2 separate regions of the Homo sapiens genome follow, and region 2 is linked to region 1. A link is an interaction called in ENCODE POLR2A ChIA-PET data of the cell type or tissue named here. Cell type or tissue: endothelial cell of umbilical vein. All regions are shown on one strand. Links, peaks and the distances in the headings refer to the core of each region. The heading gives the core; the rest is flanking DNA.

The links. ChIA-PET counts read pairs that join two places held together with the same protein. Peaks named below come from ENCODE experiments on the same cell type or tissue, not always from the same donor. Only the 100,000 strongest peaks of a DNase experiment are listed, where the experiment ranks them.
Region 2: POLR2A ChIA-PET joins it to region 1 with 5 read pairs; 2 of 35 experiments call an interaction of 5 or more read pairs at or near these places.

What each region holds. Positions count from the first base shown.
Region 1 is chrX:101,084,666-101,089,665 of GRCh38, reverse strand. All of the region lies in intron 1 of TMEM35A (transmembrane protein 35A), which reads right to left. Among named protein-coding and RNA genes, the nearest start is that of TMEM35A, 8.3 kb to the right of the region's middle. In endothelial cell of umbilical vein, for the core only: no CTCF peak of the experiment used is centred there; no DNase peak of the experiment used is centred there.
Region 2 is chrX:100,970,295-100,980,215 of GRCh38, reverse strand. It overlaps ARL13A (ARF like GTPase 13A), which reads right to left. Exons shown (of 8, transcript NM_001162491.2): 2 at 6,468-6,540; 3 at 6,019-6,089. The coding sequence starts at 6,526. It also overlaps a transcript of TRMT2B not described here. Among named protein-coding and RNA genes, the nearest start is that of ARL13A, 5.5 kb to the right of the region's middle. In endothelial cell of umbilical vein, for the core only: no CTCF peak of the experiment used is centred there; a DNase peak (open chromatin) is centred at 6,505; H3K27ac peaks cover 1,001 bases.

The DNA of each region.
Region 1 (5,000 bases), core at 1-5,000:
TTCTCCCACCTTGCCTCAGCCTCCTAAGTTGCTGGGACTACAGGGTATGCACCATCATGCCCGGCTAATTTTTTTTTTTTTTTTTTTAGAGACAGCCCCTGGCTATGTGGCCTGCCTTAACTTTCCAAAGTGATCCTGCCGCTTTCTAGTTGGGTGTCTCTGAGCAAATTATTTGAAAGGTCCTGAACAAGCCTGGAGTAAGGTAAAGTCAGCAAGGCTACTTACCTTGGGTGGAAAATTTAAGAGGGCACCAAAAACACTCACTGATTAGGTAAATAATATCCATGATGAACAAGATATGAAACTTTTAAATAAAGGTAGGCTCCGACGCTACACTTGCACGACCCTGCTTCACTCACTTCTCCCTAAACCTGCCTTGTCAGAGACTGTCCTTATTTAAAATTCCACCTCACCCTAGTTCCTACCCTATTCCTGAGCCTATATGGAAATACAAAGTGTTAGTCATTCTTCCTCTCTCTTCCCATCTTAGATTAAATCAAGGATTTTTCATAGAGAAATTAGGAGAGAGGTTGACCAGTAGGCAGAGTAAAACCTTGGGCTGAAAGGGGCCAGACCCATGTGGGGCAGAGCTGAGCTGAGGTTTAGGGTACCTGGTGGTGGTGAGAAGCCCACCCCTTTCCTCTCATTAACCTAAATACATGCCACTTGCCTTATCCTTCTCCCTTTGCATCCTGGTGATGGTAGCAGGGGGACATTACGGGGAAAAAATGTAGACCCCAGAGGCTTCCATAACACTTTTTTTTTTTGAGGCAGAATCCCACTCTGTCACCCACACTGGAGTGCAGTGGCTCGGCTCACTGCAAATTATGCTTCCCTAGCTCAAGCGATTCTCCTGCCTCAGCCTCCCGAGTAGCTGTGTTTACAGGCATGTACCCCACATCCAGCTAATTTTTGTATTTTTAGTAGAGACTGGTTTTCACCATGTTGGCCAGGCTCTTCTCGAACTCCTGACTTCAGGTGATCCACCTGCCTCGGTCTCCCAAAGTGTTAGGATTACAGGCGTCAGCCACCACGCCTGGCCTCTTAACACTTCTGAGGGTCTCGCTGTCACCCAGGCGGGAGTACAGCAGCACCATCAGGGCTCACTGCAGCCTCGACCTCCCAGGCTCAAGTGATCCTCCCGCCTCAGCCTCCCGAGTTAGCTGGGCCTACAGGCTTGTGCCACCATGCCTGGCTAATCTCTTTTAAGTTTTTTTGTAGAGACTGGGTCTCACTATGTTGCCTAGGCCTGTCTCAAACTCCTGGGCTCAAGTGATCCTCCTGCCTCAGCCTCCCAAAGTGTTGGGATTACAGGCGTGAGCCACCACGGTTGCCCAGTAAGGGCCATTTCTAATTAGCAACACAAAAGTTCTCAAGAGGCAATTCCTAAATCCTAAGTGTAAACTTCTGATGTGATAAACACAAAAGACAGGATGAGTTGTTTTGTTTTTTGTTTTTTGTTTTTTTTGAGATGGAATCTGGCTCTGTCACCCAGGCTGGAGTGCAGTGGCATGATCTCAGTTCACTGCAACCTCTGTCTCCTGGATTCAAGTGATTCTTCTACCTCAGCCTCCCAAGTAGCTGTGACTACAGGCGCGCACCACCATGCCCGGCTAATTTTTGTATTTTTATTTTTATTTTATTTATTTATTTTGAGATGGAGTCTCACTCTGTCGCCCAGGCTGGAGTGCAGTGGCACGATCTCGGCTCACCACAACCTCCGCCTCCCAGGTTCAAGTGATTCTCCCGCCTCAGCCTCCTGAGTAGCTGGGACTACAGGCGCTTGCCACCATGCCCAGCTAATTTTTTGTATTTTTAGTAGAGACACTTCACCACATTTCACTATGTTGGCCAGGCTCGTCTCAAACTCCTGACCTTGTTATGTGCCCAGCCCAGGATGAGTTTCTTATAGTCAGTTAGGAGCCAAGACTTCCAGATGCTGGCTGAATGGCTTCTGGAAACACTTCTTTTTTGACTAGGGCTTAACCACCCATTATTCAGGTACAAACTCTTATCTATACTATAGTGCAATCTGTAGCCCGGGGCCAAACTCCATGTTTTAAATCAAGTTCCTATAACTTCAGTAATCTTTTTTCTCTCCATTTAGTAGAACGGCGTATTACTTTTTTAGTTTAGCTAACCTCTTAAACTGCAGCTGTGTATATTTTTATGCCGCTGTTGCTTCTTTCTTTCCTCTGTTTCTCAAGAGAAAACTGCATGTGGATACACCATTTAATCAAATCTTTCATTGAAAACTGAGTAGGTACAGACAGGATTTATTTTCTAGGACTCCAAAGAGGGAATGTTTAGTTTATTGGAGATGGGACTAAGCTTGGATGGGTCTTGACATTATAGGAAGCCATCAATCTTCTCCTGTGGAGTAGAATAGCGACATCAAAAGAATCCTATTGGCCGGGCGCAGTGGCTCACGCCTGTCATCCCAGCACTTTGGGAGGCTGAGGCGGGCGGATCACCTGAGGTTGGGAGTTCGAGACCAGCCTGACAAACATGAAGAAACCCCATCTCTACTAAAAATACAACATTAGCTGGGTGTAGTGGCGCATGCCTGTAATCCCAGCTACTCGGGAGGCTGAGGCAGGAGAATTGCTTGAACCCGGGAGGCAGAGGCCGCAGTGAGCCGAGGCCACACCATGGCACTCTAGCTTGTGCAACAAGAGCGAAACCCCTTCTCAAAAAAAAAAAAAAAAAAAAAGAATCCTATTATTGCTAACCCCCTCATTATGCTTGGTCCAGGCCACCTCAAGTTAAACAATAGAAGGGTCACATGTCTTCAGTCTATAGTAACTAGGTCTCTAAAGACTTTAATTGTATGGATAGTAAGAATAAAGACAGTTGACAGATTCACTTTCTTAAAAGGCTCTTGCAATTCACTTTGTTAGGTCTGTGTTCTTTCCACTGCAATAACCCAGGCTCTGAAACCATAGTTTCCGTATAGGGGGAAGAAAAACAGGAAAAAGATGGGCTTAGTTAAATGTCTCAAACCCCTGCAATCAAAGGCAATCATCTAGCAATATCCTTGGACTGGGATTCTTAAGCTGAATTCCAATTTTAGTTTTGCCACTAAATTGCTTGGAGAAAATTACTAAGTATTTTATTACCTCAGTTTCCCCTCAGATTCAATAAATCAAATGAGCATTTTGGAGATTTAGGTAAATAATCAAAGTGTCATAGCATCAGCTGAGGGCAACACACACACATTTGATCATTAATGAACCACACAATTAGGCCGGGTGCAGTGGCTCACGCCTATAACCCCAGCACTGTGGGAGGCCAAGATGGGTGGATCACTTGAGGTCAGGAGTTCGAGACCAGCCCGGCCAACATGGCAAAACCCCATCTCTACTAAAAATACAAAAATTAGCCAAGCGTGGTGGCACACGTCTGTAGTTCCAACTACTTGGGAGGCTGAGGCAGGAGAATCACTTGAACCTGGGAAGCAGAGGTTGCGGTGAGCCGAGACCATGCCATTTCACTCCAGCCTGAGTGATAGAGCCAGATGCTGTCTCAAAAACAAAAACAAAAACCCACACAATTAGAAATCCATATTTTTGCAAGCCACGGTAATTATTTTAATAACAAAATCATTGATGAATCAAGCAGATCCATTCTTGTGGTATGAGGACATTATGATTCAGACATGAGTCAAAAGCATATGGAGCCTTTTATTTTTTGTTATTTTTAAATTTTATTTATTTTTATTTTTATTTTTGAGACAGAGTCTCGCTCTGTCGCCAGGCTGGAGTGCAGTGGCGCGATCTTGGCTCACTGCAACCTCTACCTCCTGGGTTCAAGCAATTCTCCAGCCTCAGCCTCCTGAGTAGCTGGGATTACAGGTGTGTGCCACCATGCCCAGCTAATTTTTTTGTGTGTGTGTATTTTTAGTAGAGACAGGGTTTCACCATGTTGTCCAGGATGGTCTCAATCTCTTGACCTCGTGATCCGCCCGCCTCAGCCTCCCAAAGTGCTGGGATTACAGGTGTGAGCCAATGCGCCTGGCCTATGGAGCCTTTTAATTTTTTTAATTTATTATTATTTTCTTTTTTTGAGATGGATTCTTACTCTGTCGCCCAGGCTAGAGTGCAGCTGCACGATCTCGGCTCACTGCAGCCTCCACCTCCCGGGTTCAAGCAATTCTCCTGCCTCAGCCTCCCAAACAGCTGGGACTACAGACGCCCGCTGACGCACCCAACTAATTTTTGTATTTTTGGTAGAGATGGGGTTTCACCATGTTGGCCAGGCTGGTCTAGAACTCCTGGCCTCAGGTGATCGGCCCAGCTTGGCTTCCCAAAGTGCTGGGATTACAGGCGTGAGCGACCGCGCCCAGCCAGAGCCTTTCTTTAGTCATACCTTTTTTTCCTTTTTGTCATTTATTCTTCACCACACAGCAGGATCCATGATCTCATATTAATGATATTATATTTGAACAGCTCAAAACTGTCAAATAATATTAATCTTTGATTACAATTAATAACCAGCCCAAGCCAGCTAACAGGACAAAATACAAAATGAGAACACAGGGCAAATAGTGTCCACTTCAGTTCACTCATGCCAATTAGGTAAAAGGAAAAGATAAATTGGCTAATATACTGTAGAATTCCATTTATATAAAATTCAAAATCAGGTACAATTGACTTATGTTGTTAGAAGTCAGGATAGTAATTACCCTTGATGGGGGTAGTAACTGGAAGGGGCCATGAGGAAGGTTTCTGGGGTGCTGGTCATGTGGGGTTTTTTTTGTTTTTTTTCTTTTTGTTTTGTGTTGTTTGTTTGTTTGTTTTTTGAGATGGAGTCTAACTCTGTCGTCCAGGCTGTAGTGCAGTAGTGCAATCTTGGCTCACTGCAACCTCTGCCTCCTGGGTTCAAGCAATTCTCCTGCTTCAGCCTCCCAGGTAGCTGGGATTACAGGTACCCACCACTAAGCCCAGCTAATTTTTGTATTTTTAGTAGAAACGGGGTTTTGCCATGTCGCCCAGGCTGGT
Region 2 (9,921 bases), core at 4,512-9,511, 110 kb after region 1:
ACCCACCCTGGACCAGAAAGGAACCTGCTGCACTGAAGGGAAATACCCTGTCCTGGCAGGATTCATCACCTACTGACTAAAGTGCCCTTGGGCCTTGAATAAATATCAGGGATAGCCAGGAAATAGTTGCCACAGGCCTTAGGTGAGACTCAGTACTGTGTTGGCTTCATGTGTGACTCAGCACAGTCTCAGTGGTCGTGGCCACAAGAGTGCTTGTATCACCCCTTCCCCAACTCCAGGCAGCTCAGCACAGAGAGAGAGACTCCATTTGTTTGGGAGAAAGTAAGGGAAAAGAACAAGAGACTTTGCCTGGTAAACCAGGGAATTCTCTCAGATCTTACCCAAGACCACCAAAATGGTACCTCTACAGCTTTACAAGAGTCACAGCATTACTAGGCTTAGGGTGTCCCCTAATGCATATACAGCTGCAGTGACCAAATATTTGATGACAACACTCAATTCCCTTTGAGTCCTTCTCAAGAAGGATGGGTAAAAACAACCCCAGCCTGCATAAATACCTAACTCTTCAATGCCCAGACACTGATGAGCATCAATAAACATCAAGACCATCCAGGAAAAATGACCTCACTAAAAGAGCTAAATAATGCACCAGTAACATATTACAGAGTGACAGAGATAAGTGACCTTTCAGACAGAGAATTCAAAATAGTTGTTTTGAGGAAGGTCAGTGAAGTCCAAGATAACACAAAGAAGGAATTCAGAATTTATCAGATAAGTTTAACAAAGATTGAAATAAGAGAGTGGCATGATATACTTAAAGTATATCAAGGAAAAAAACTTTTATCCTAGAATATTGTATCCAGCAAAATTATCCTTCAAACATGAAAGAGAAATAAAGTATTTCCCAGACAAACAAAAGCTGAGGGATTTTTGTCAACACCAGACCTCTCCTACAAGAAATGCCAAAGGGAGTACTTCAATCTGAAAGAAAAGGATGTTAATGAGCAATAAGAAATCACCTGAAGGTATAAAACCCCCTGGTAACAGCAACTCATACAGACAAATACAGAATATTGTTATAATACTGTAATTGTGGTATGTAAACTACTCATAGCTTGAGTACAAAGACTAAAAGATGAACCTATCAAAAGTAACAACCACAGCAACTTTTCAAGACAGTATAATAAGATATAAATAGAAACAACAAAAAGTTAAAAAGCAGAGGGGATGAAGTTAAAGTGTACAATTAATATTAGTTTTCTCTTTGCTTGTTTTTGCAATCACAGTTGTCATCAGTTTAAAGTAATGGGGTTTCCAGGGGGCAGTGGGTGAATATTAAAAAAAAATGGGTTATAAGATGTTATTTGCAAGCCCCATGGTAACTTCAAATCAAAAAACCTACAACAGATAGACAAAAAATATAAAGCAATAAATCAAAACATACTACCAGAGAAAATCACTTTCACAAAAAGGAAGACAGGAAGGAAGGAAGGAAAAGACCAAAAAACAACCAGAAAGCAAATAACAAGGTGACAGTAGTAAGTCCTTATTAATAATAACATTGAATATAAATGGACTAAACTCTCCAATCAAAAGACATAGGGTGGCTGAGTGGATTTAAAAAAAAAAACACATGATCTGTTTCCTACAAGAAACACACTTCATCTATAAAGACACATATAGACTGAAAGGGATAGAAAATTATATTCTATACAAATGGAAACCCAAAAGAGCGGGAGTAGCTATACTTCAGACAAAACAGATTTCAAGACAAAAACTATAAAAAGAGACGAAGAATGTCATTATATAATGATAAGGGGATCAATTCAGCAAGTGTATATAACAATTATATATGCACCCAACACTGGAGCACCCAGATATACAAAGCAAATATTATTAGAGCTAAAGAGAGAGAGATAGACCCCAATACAGCAATAATTGGAGATTTCAGCACCCCACTTTCAGTTTGGACAGATTATCCAGATCAACAATGAAACATTGTACCTAATCTGCACTATAGAGCAAATGGACCTAATAGATATTTACAGAACATTTCATCCAATGAATGTAGGATATACATTATTCTCCTCAGCATATTGATCATTCTGGCAAGGCTGTGGAGAAAGGGGTACCCTCATACACTGTTGTTGAGAATATAAATTATGTTCCACTATGAAAGTTCCTCAAAAAACTAAACATAGAACTACCATGTGATGCAGCAATCCACCTGCTGTGTATGTATCCAAAAGAAGGGAAATCAGTATGTTGAAGAGATATCTGGTGTCCCATGTTTATTGCAGCACTGTTCACAATAGCCCAGATTTGGAAGCAACCTAAGAGTCCATCAACAGATGAATGGATGAAGAAAATGTGGTACATATACACAATGGAGTACTATTTAGCCATAAAAAAAGAATAAGATCTTGTCATTTGCAGCAACACGGGCAGAACAAGTACATTATGTTAACTGAAATAAGCCAGGCACAGAAAGATAAATTTCGTATGTTCTCACTCATTTGTGGAAGCCCTAGAGTAAAATAATTGAACTCATGGAGATAAAGAGTAGAAGGACACAGCCGGGTGTGGTGGTACATGCCTATAATCCCAGCACTTTGGGAGGCCGAGGCAGGCAGATCACCTGATGTCAGGAGTTCGAGACCAGCCTGGCCAACATGGTGAGACCTCGTCTCTAATAAAAATACAAAAATAAGCCAGGTGTGGTGGCACACGCCTGTAATCCCAGCTACTTGGGAGGCTGAGGTAGGAGAATTGCTTGAACCCAGGAGGTGGAGGTTGCAGTGAGCCGAGATCGTGCCACTGCACTCCAGCCTGAGCAACAGAACGAGACTCCGTCTCAAAAAAAAAAAAAAAAAAAAAAAAAAAAAGAAGAGAGTAGAAGGATAATTACTACAGGGTGGAAAGGATAGTGAGGGGAGGGAATGGGATGGTTAATGGGTACAAAAATATAGTTCGAATGAATAAGATCTAGTATTCGATAGCACAACAGAGTGACTATAGTCAGCAATAATTTGTTGTACATTTAGAGTAAGTGAGGGAGTACAACTGGAATGTTTGTAACACAAATAAATGGTGAATGCTTGAGGTGATGGATACCCCATTTACCCTGATTTGATCATTACACATTGTATACCTGTATCAACGTATCTCACGTATCTCATAAATATATACACCTACAATGTACCCATAAAAATTTAACAAATTCTAAAAACCACTAAAAAATGGCTTGTGTGCCAAAATGTTTTATAGCTAGTGTCTTCAAGTGTTCACAGTTCTTACTTACAGACGGGCATTTCCTTCCTAGGCAATTATCTGTTCTTGGCAAAAAACATTCGCAGCAGCTGGGTGCAGTGGCTTAAGCCTGTAATCCCACCACTTTGGGAGGCCAAGGCGGGTGGATCACCTGAAGTCAGGAGTTTGAGACCAGCCTGACCAACGTGGTGAGACCCTGTCTCTACTAAATACAAAAAGTTAGCACATGCCTGTAATGTCAGCTACTTGGAGGCTGAGGCAGGAGAATCGGTTGAATCCAGGAGGCTGAGGTTGCAGTGAGCCAAGATTGTGCCATTGCACTCCAGCTTGGGCAACAAGAGTGAAACTCCGTCTCAAAAAACAAAAAACTAACTAACAACAACAACAAAAACATTTGCAGGGACAAGGGAGGTGAATTATTCAATTTTGGGCACAGAGCAACCTACTAGGTTGATTCTGATGGTCCTGCGTAGACAGAGGTGGCCTGAGACATTCTTCAGAATGTGATATCAGTGCCCATTAAAAAAATTATCTGTGAATGTAGTCACAACCAATAGATTTATGAATAATCCCCCAGGTATTCACTGAGCACAGGGCAAGTTATGCAGTAACAAAATAAATAGACTCTAGGCAGTGTCCTCTAGGAATTAAAATGGGAAACACACCATTCTCACAGGCAAAATAGCATACTGGTAATTCCAGGTGAGTGCTTCCAAAAGCTGGCTGGCCATCAGAAACCCCTGAGGAGTTCTTAAAATATAGATTCCTAGGGCCCACCGAGACTAAAGGGAATCCAGGGATGAGGTTGAGTTGGGGCTCTAGAAAATTATCCCCACGTTTTTCAATAATCTTGTGATTTTTGCTGGCTCCTGGATTTTTCCTGCTGCTATTTACCTTCTTAAACATTTCTGCCTATCAGAGAACTGGGAGAAGCAAGGAGTTAAGTTTGTTTCCTACAAGGGGGGATAAAAGGCTGAACCCATTGGCTAAAATGTGAGGCTTGGAGCTGCTAATGGGACAGAGGAAGTTGTTATAGAAAATGGCAACATGTCGCCGGGCGCAGTGGCTCACACCTGTAATTCCAGCACTTTGGGAGGCTGAGGCAGGAGGATTGCTTGAGCCCAGGAGTTCCAGACCAGCCTGGCCAACATGGTGAAACCCCATCTCTACTAAAATCCAAAAAAATCAGCCAGGCGTGGTGGTGCACACATGTAATCCCAGCTACTCGGGAGGCTGAGGCATGTGAATCGCTTGAACCTGGGAGGTGGAGGTTGCAGTGAGCTGAGATCGCACCACTGCACTCCAGCCTGGGCAACAGAACAAGACTCTGTCTCAGAGAAAAAAAAAAAAAAAGCAAAGAAAATGGCAACATGTTGTCTCAGGTGAATGGCGGAATGGGGGAGAACATCCATTCCATGAATATTTATTGAATACCTACCTGAAAATGCTAAAAGGCCACAGGCTAAAGATACAGAGAGGAAAAAATCCATTATTTCTCCTCAAGAGGCTCACAATTTAGGGGATGGACTTGCAATTGCCTGATGATGTTGTAATAAGTGCATGCCAGAGCGATGCGTGGAATAGAGTGGGAGCTGAGGAAGGAGGGCACTGATAGGGAAGGCTTTCCTGAGGTCAAGCTGGGCTGTGACTTGAGGCTTTTGATTTAGCAGGTAGATAATGATGGAGATAAAATGCTAGGTAGTGGGACAGCATGTACAGAACTAGAAAAGGGGGATGGCAAGTCATTTGTTGTGGCTGTATCAGAGGGCATGTGCAGAGAGCATGGGAAATGAAGTTGGAGGAGGACTCAGGGACCAACTCATAGAGGGCTTTGTGTGCTGCTAAGAAACTTAAGTTTTATCTTGAAGATAATGGCATTGAACAGTTTTGAGCAGGGAAGTGCCATGATCAGACTTTTATATTAAGTCCTTTCTGGTAGCTATGTGGATTGAATACTGGGGGGGACAAATGGAGATGACAAGATCAGCTAGAAGGCTGTTGCTGTAGTTCAGGGAAATTGATGAGCACTTCAGGTAGGTCAGTGGCAGAGGAGTCAGGTTAGCTTTTTTTGTTCAGGGATGCCAGGTTAGCTAAAACTCAACCACGTCATCATACTACTTCATTTATCCAATAAACATGGATGGAGGGCATCCTGTGACAGACAGTGCTGGCTTCTTTGATTGGTCCTTAATAAGTAGTGTAGTAGCTTTCTGAAATTCTGTGTAACTGCTTCTTGAAATGTCAAGATACTGAACTAGAGACCTGGTATTAAACTTGGACATATCGGAACTGACGACATTTCTCAAGCTCCAACTCTCTATATTAGCTGTCACAGAATTTCATGTTATTAAACTTCTTTATCATCCCACACTTGTCTCTCTTATCTAGACCAAATTCCACTTTAATTGAGCCCTGAAACTAGACATCATTTCAAACATGCTATCCTTCATAATTGACTGCAATGCTTTACGTAGTTTGAACTCACGCCTACTGACCCTATGAAAGGACTTTCAATTAGGATATCTTGTAAAGGGAGCAGGTGACAGACATTACATAAACAGGCTGTTTATGTAATGTGGGGAAGGGAGGGAGGGAAGGGGGAGAGAGAGAGAGAGAGACAGAGAGAGATAGAGTATGTGTGTGTGTGCGTGTGTGTTAGGAGGTGTTTATGCACAAAAAGAGGGAAATTGAGGGCCATGAAGTAATGCTAGGAAGGAAGGATTATTTCACTGGATTCTGGGGTCCATGGGAGACCCACGCCAGTATCTAATGCTCTTAGTTCCTTACATTTTTGGAATGCCTCCACAAGAACAGTTTTGCCAGAGTTGTTCAAGCCAATGATAGGGATGGTCACATTCCTAGAAATGAAAAAGAAAAATGAGCCCAAAGTCTTAAAACAGGTAGGTTTTAGGCTAAACAGAGAGTTATACTCTTCCTTATTGTTTGGGACTCTGCCTGCAGTAATCTCAATGCATGTACCATAAAAGGCCCAGCCAAAGCAGTAGAAGGTGGTATGGGAGCCCCTCACCAAAGCCCCCAAGGATGCTTTTCTTCCCTGATTCACTTAACCTTGTACAATTGGCCATCCCTCCTCAACCCTGCCCCCAATCTTACAAACACTGCTTAATCACTTCACCTAACAATATATATTATGAAGATTTGTCCCTTGAGGGACTATGGGCAGATTTGTGGGAGGAAATAGTGGAATAGGCCTAGGGAAATAATTGTAATATTACCTTCGTGTCTCTTCTGTTGTCCTTAGGCAAGAGCAGCAGGAGGACAAAAGCCGGAACATGATTCATCTTAGTTCTTAAATATTAAGAGAAGAAAGAAAATAAGAAGTAAGTCCTGTTATAAACACTGAGCCTTTAGTCAGCTTATGACTAAACAGGTGCTGATAAACAGAAAGCCTGGGATTGTTAGAAGTCTATTACTTCATTCTATCCAACTGTGTCTATAAATGTCATAGAAGGCAGCCGCCGCCGCCCGACCGCCGGGAGGATGGAGTTCAGCGGGCAGCGGAGCTGTCTCAGTCTTTGCCGCCGCGCCGGCGAGCGCCGCCCGGGAGGCAGCGGCTGGAGGAGCGGACGGGCCCCGCGGGGCCCGAGGGCAAGGAGCAGCCGCCTGCCTTGGCCTCCCAAAGTACCGAGATTGCAGCCTCTGCCCGGCCGCCACCCCGTCTGGGAAGTGAGGAGTGTCTCTGCCTGGCCGCCCATCGTCTGGGATGTGAGGAGCCCCTCTGCCTGGCTGCCCAGTCTGGAAAGTGAGGAGCGTCTCCACCCGGCCGCCATCCCATCTAGGAAGTGAGGAGCGCCTCTTCCCAGCCGCCATCACATCTAGGAAGTGAGGAGCGTCTCTGCCTGGCCGCCCATCGTCTGAGATGTGGGGAGCGCCTCTGCCCCGCCGCCCCATCTGGGATGTGAGGAGTGCCTCTGCCCGGCCGAGACCCCGTCTGGGAGGTGAGGAGCATCTCTGCCCGGCCGCCCCGTCTGAGAAGTGAGGAGACCCTCTGCCTGGCAACCACTCCGTCTGAGAAGTGAGGAGCCCCTCCGCCCGGCAGCTGCCCCGTCTGAGAAGTGAGGAGCCTCTCCGCCCGGCAGCCACCCCATCTGGGAAGTGAGGAGCGTCTCCGCCCGGCAGCCACCCCGTCCCGGCCAGCCGCCCCGTCCAGGAGGTGAGGGGCGCCTCTGCCCGGCCGCCCCTACTGGGAAGTGAGGAGCCCCTCTGCCCGGCCAGCCGCCCCGTCCGGGAGGGAGGTGGGGGGGTCAGCCCCCCGCCCGGCCAGCCGCCCCGTCCGGGAGGGAGGTGGGTGGGGGTCAGCCCCCCCGCCCGGCCAGCCGCCCCGTCCGGGAGGTGAGGGGCGCCTCTGCCCGGCCACCCCTACTGGGAAGTGAGGAGCCCCTCTGCCCGGCCAGCCGCCCCGTCCGGGAGGGAGGTGGGGGTGTCAGTCCCCCGCCCGGCCAGCCGCCCCGTCCGGGAGGGAGGTGGGGGGGGTCAGCCCCCCTGCCCGGCCAGCCGCCCCGTCTGGGAGGTGAGGGGCGCCTCTGCCCAGCCGCCCCTACTGGGAAGTGAGGAGCCCCTCTGCCCGGCCAGCCGCCCCGTCCGGGAGGGAGGTTGGGGGGTCAGCCCCCCGCCCGGCCAGCCGCCCCGTCCGGGAGGTGAGGGGCGCCTCTGCCCGGCCCCCCCTACTGGGAAGTGAGGAGCCCCTCTGCCCGGCCACCACCCCGTCTGGGAGGTGAGCCCAACAGCTCATTGAGAACGGGCCAGGATGACAATGGCGGCTTTGTGGAATAGAAAGGCGGGAAAGGTGGGGAAAAGATTGAGAAATCGGATGGTTGCCGTGTCTGTGTAGAAAGAAGTAGACATGGGAGACTTTTCATTTTGTTCTGCACTAAGAAAAATTCCTCTGCCTTGGGATCCTGTTGATCTGTGACCTTACCCCCAACCCTGTGCTCTCTGAAACATGTGCTGTGTCCACTCAGGGTTAAATGGATTAAGGGCGGTGCAAGATGTGCTTTGTTAAACAGATGCTTGAAGGCAGCATGCTCGTTAAGAGTCATCACCAATCCCTAATCTCAAGTAATCAGGGACACAAACACTGCGGAAGGCCGCAGGGTCCTCTGCCTAGGAAAACCAGAGACCTTTGTTCACTTGTTTATCTGCTGACCTTCCCTCCACTATTGTCCCATGACCCTGCCAAATCCCCCTCTGTGAGAAACACCCAAGAATTATCAATAAAAAAATAAATTAAAAAAAAAAAAAAAAAGAAAATGAAAGCTGCAATAGAAACTCATAAATGAAAAAATTATCTCCTGACCATTTTTGAGAGAATGAGAGACATATTCTGCTCAGTGTAAAAGTGGTTATTAAAGTTATTTTGAAAAATTTCATTTAAAAAAAAAAAAATGTCATAGAAGGAGGAACTGGTTATTCTCAACTGCAGCGACAAGTTCTGTGCTAATGAGTAACTTTCTTCAAAATGGGGTGATTTCTTAGTATAGCAGACTACACAGACATAATCAGATGTGACCTATCCCTTCAGCCATAGTTCATCCTTGTTAAGAATATGTTTATTCAACCTTGCGGAGGTTGGGATGATGCCTAAGAGAAGAACCAACTTAGGCTTCTAGACGGACCTATCGGGAGACCTGTTCCAAGTACCAATAATGTCTCTTCTTCAAAGATGTGGGCATTGGTGACCCACTATTAGAGATTTTATACAAGTTTTGGGGCTATCAGGGACCTTAGAGATCGTCTAGTCTGGATTCAAACATTAATCCAGGTATCCCATCCTCAAAGATTGCCAGGGAGCTGCATAAGCTTCCCAGGTGATGTCAATGCGCAGCTGGATTTGGAAGTGAATGCCTAAGTAAAAAGGATAATTTAGGCAATCACTTCAAGGTTCATCCTTGGAAAGTGGATTGTTTCTACTTTTTGGCTGTTATGAATAATGCTGCTATAAACATTTGTATATAAGTTTTTGTGTGGATATGTTTTCTTTTCTCTTGGGTATATACCTAGGAGTATTACTGCTGGGTTATATAATAAATCTATATTTAACCTCTTGAAGAACTGCCAGACTGTTTTGCAAAGTGGCTACAACATCTTACATTCCCACCAGTAATGCTTGTTTTTTGTTTACAGCTATCCTAGTGGGTGTGAGGTAGGTATTTCATTGTGGTTTCAATTTACATTTTCCTAATGACTAATTATGGTTGACCCTTGAACAACATGGGTTTGAACTGCATGAGTCTACTTATACCAGGCTTTTTTTTTTTCAACCAAATGAGGATATTTGTGAATGTGAAACCCACGTATATGCAGGGCTAACTTTTCATATACATGGGTTTCGCAGTGCCAACTGCAGGATTTGAGAATGCACAGATTTTGGTATATGAGGGGGTTCAGGAACCCATTTCCCCCGAGTTTACTGAGGGACGACTGTATGTTGAAGCCCAAAATTGGAGGAAGCCCTGGTTGGGTTAGCAAAGTACTTCAGTTAATGCTTCGATGGGCTTTGCTTAGCTATCTGATGAGCACAGTTTATGTGCCAGCTTATCAATGGATAATTTATCAGGGTTCTGCAGAGTCATCCAGTCATTTACTGTTCTGGAGAGTTGCCATTCCAAAATACTAACATTTCATAGCATTTCTTATAGCACAGCTCAGACCCTAGGAGATCATTAGGTT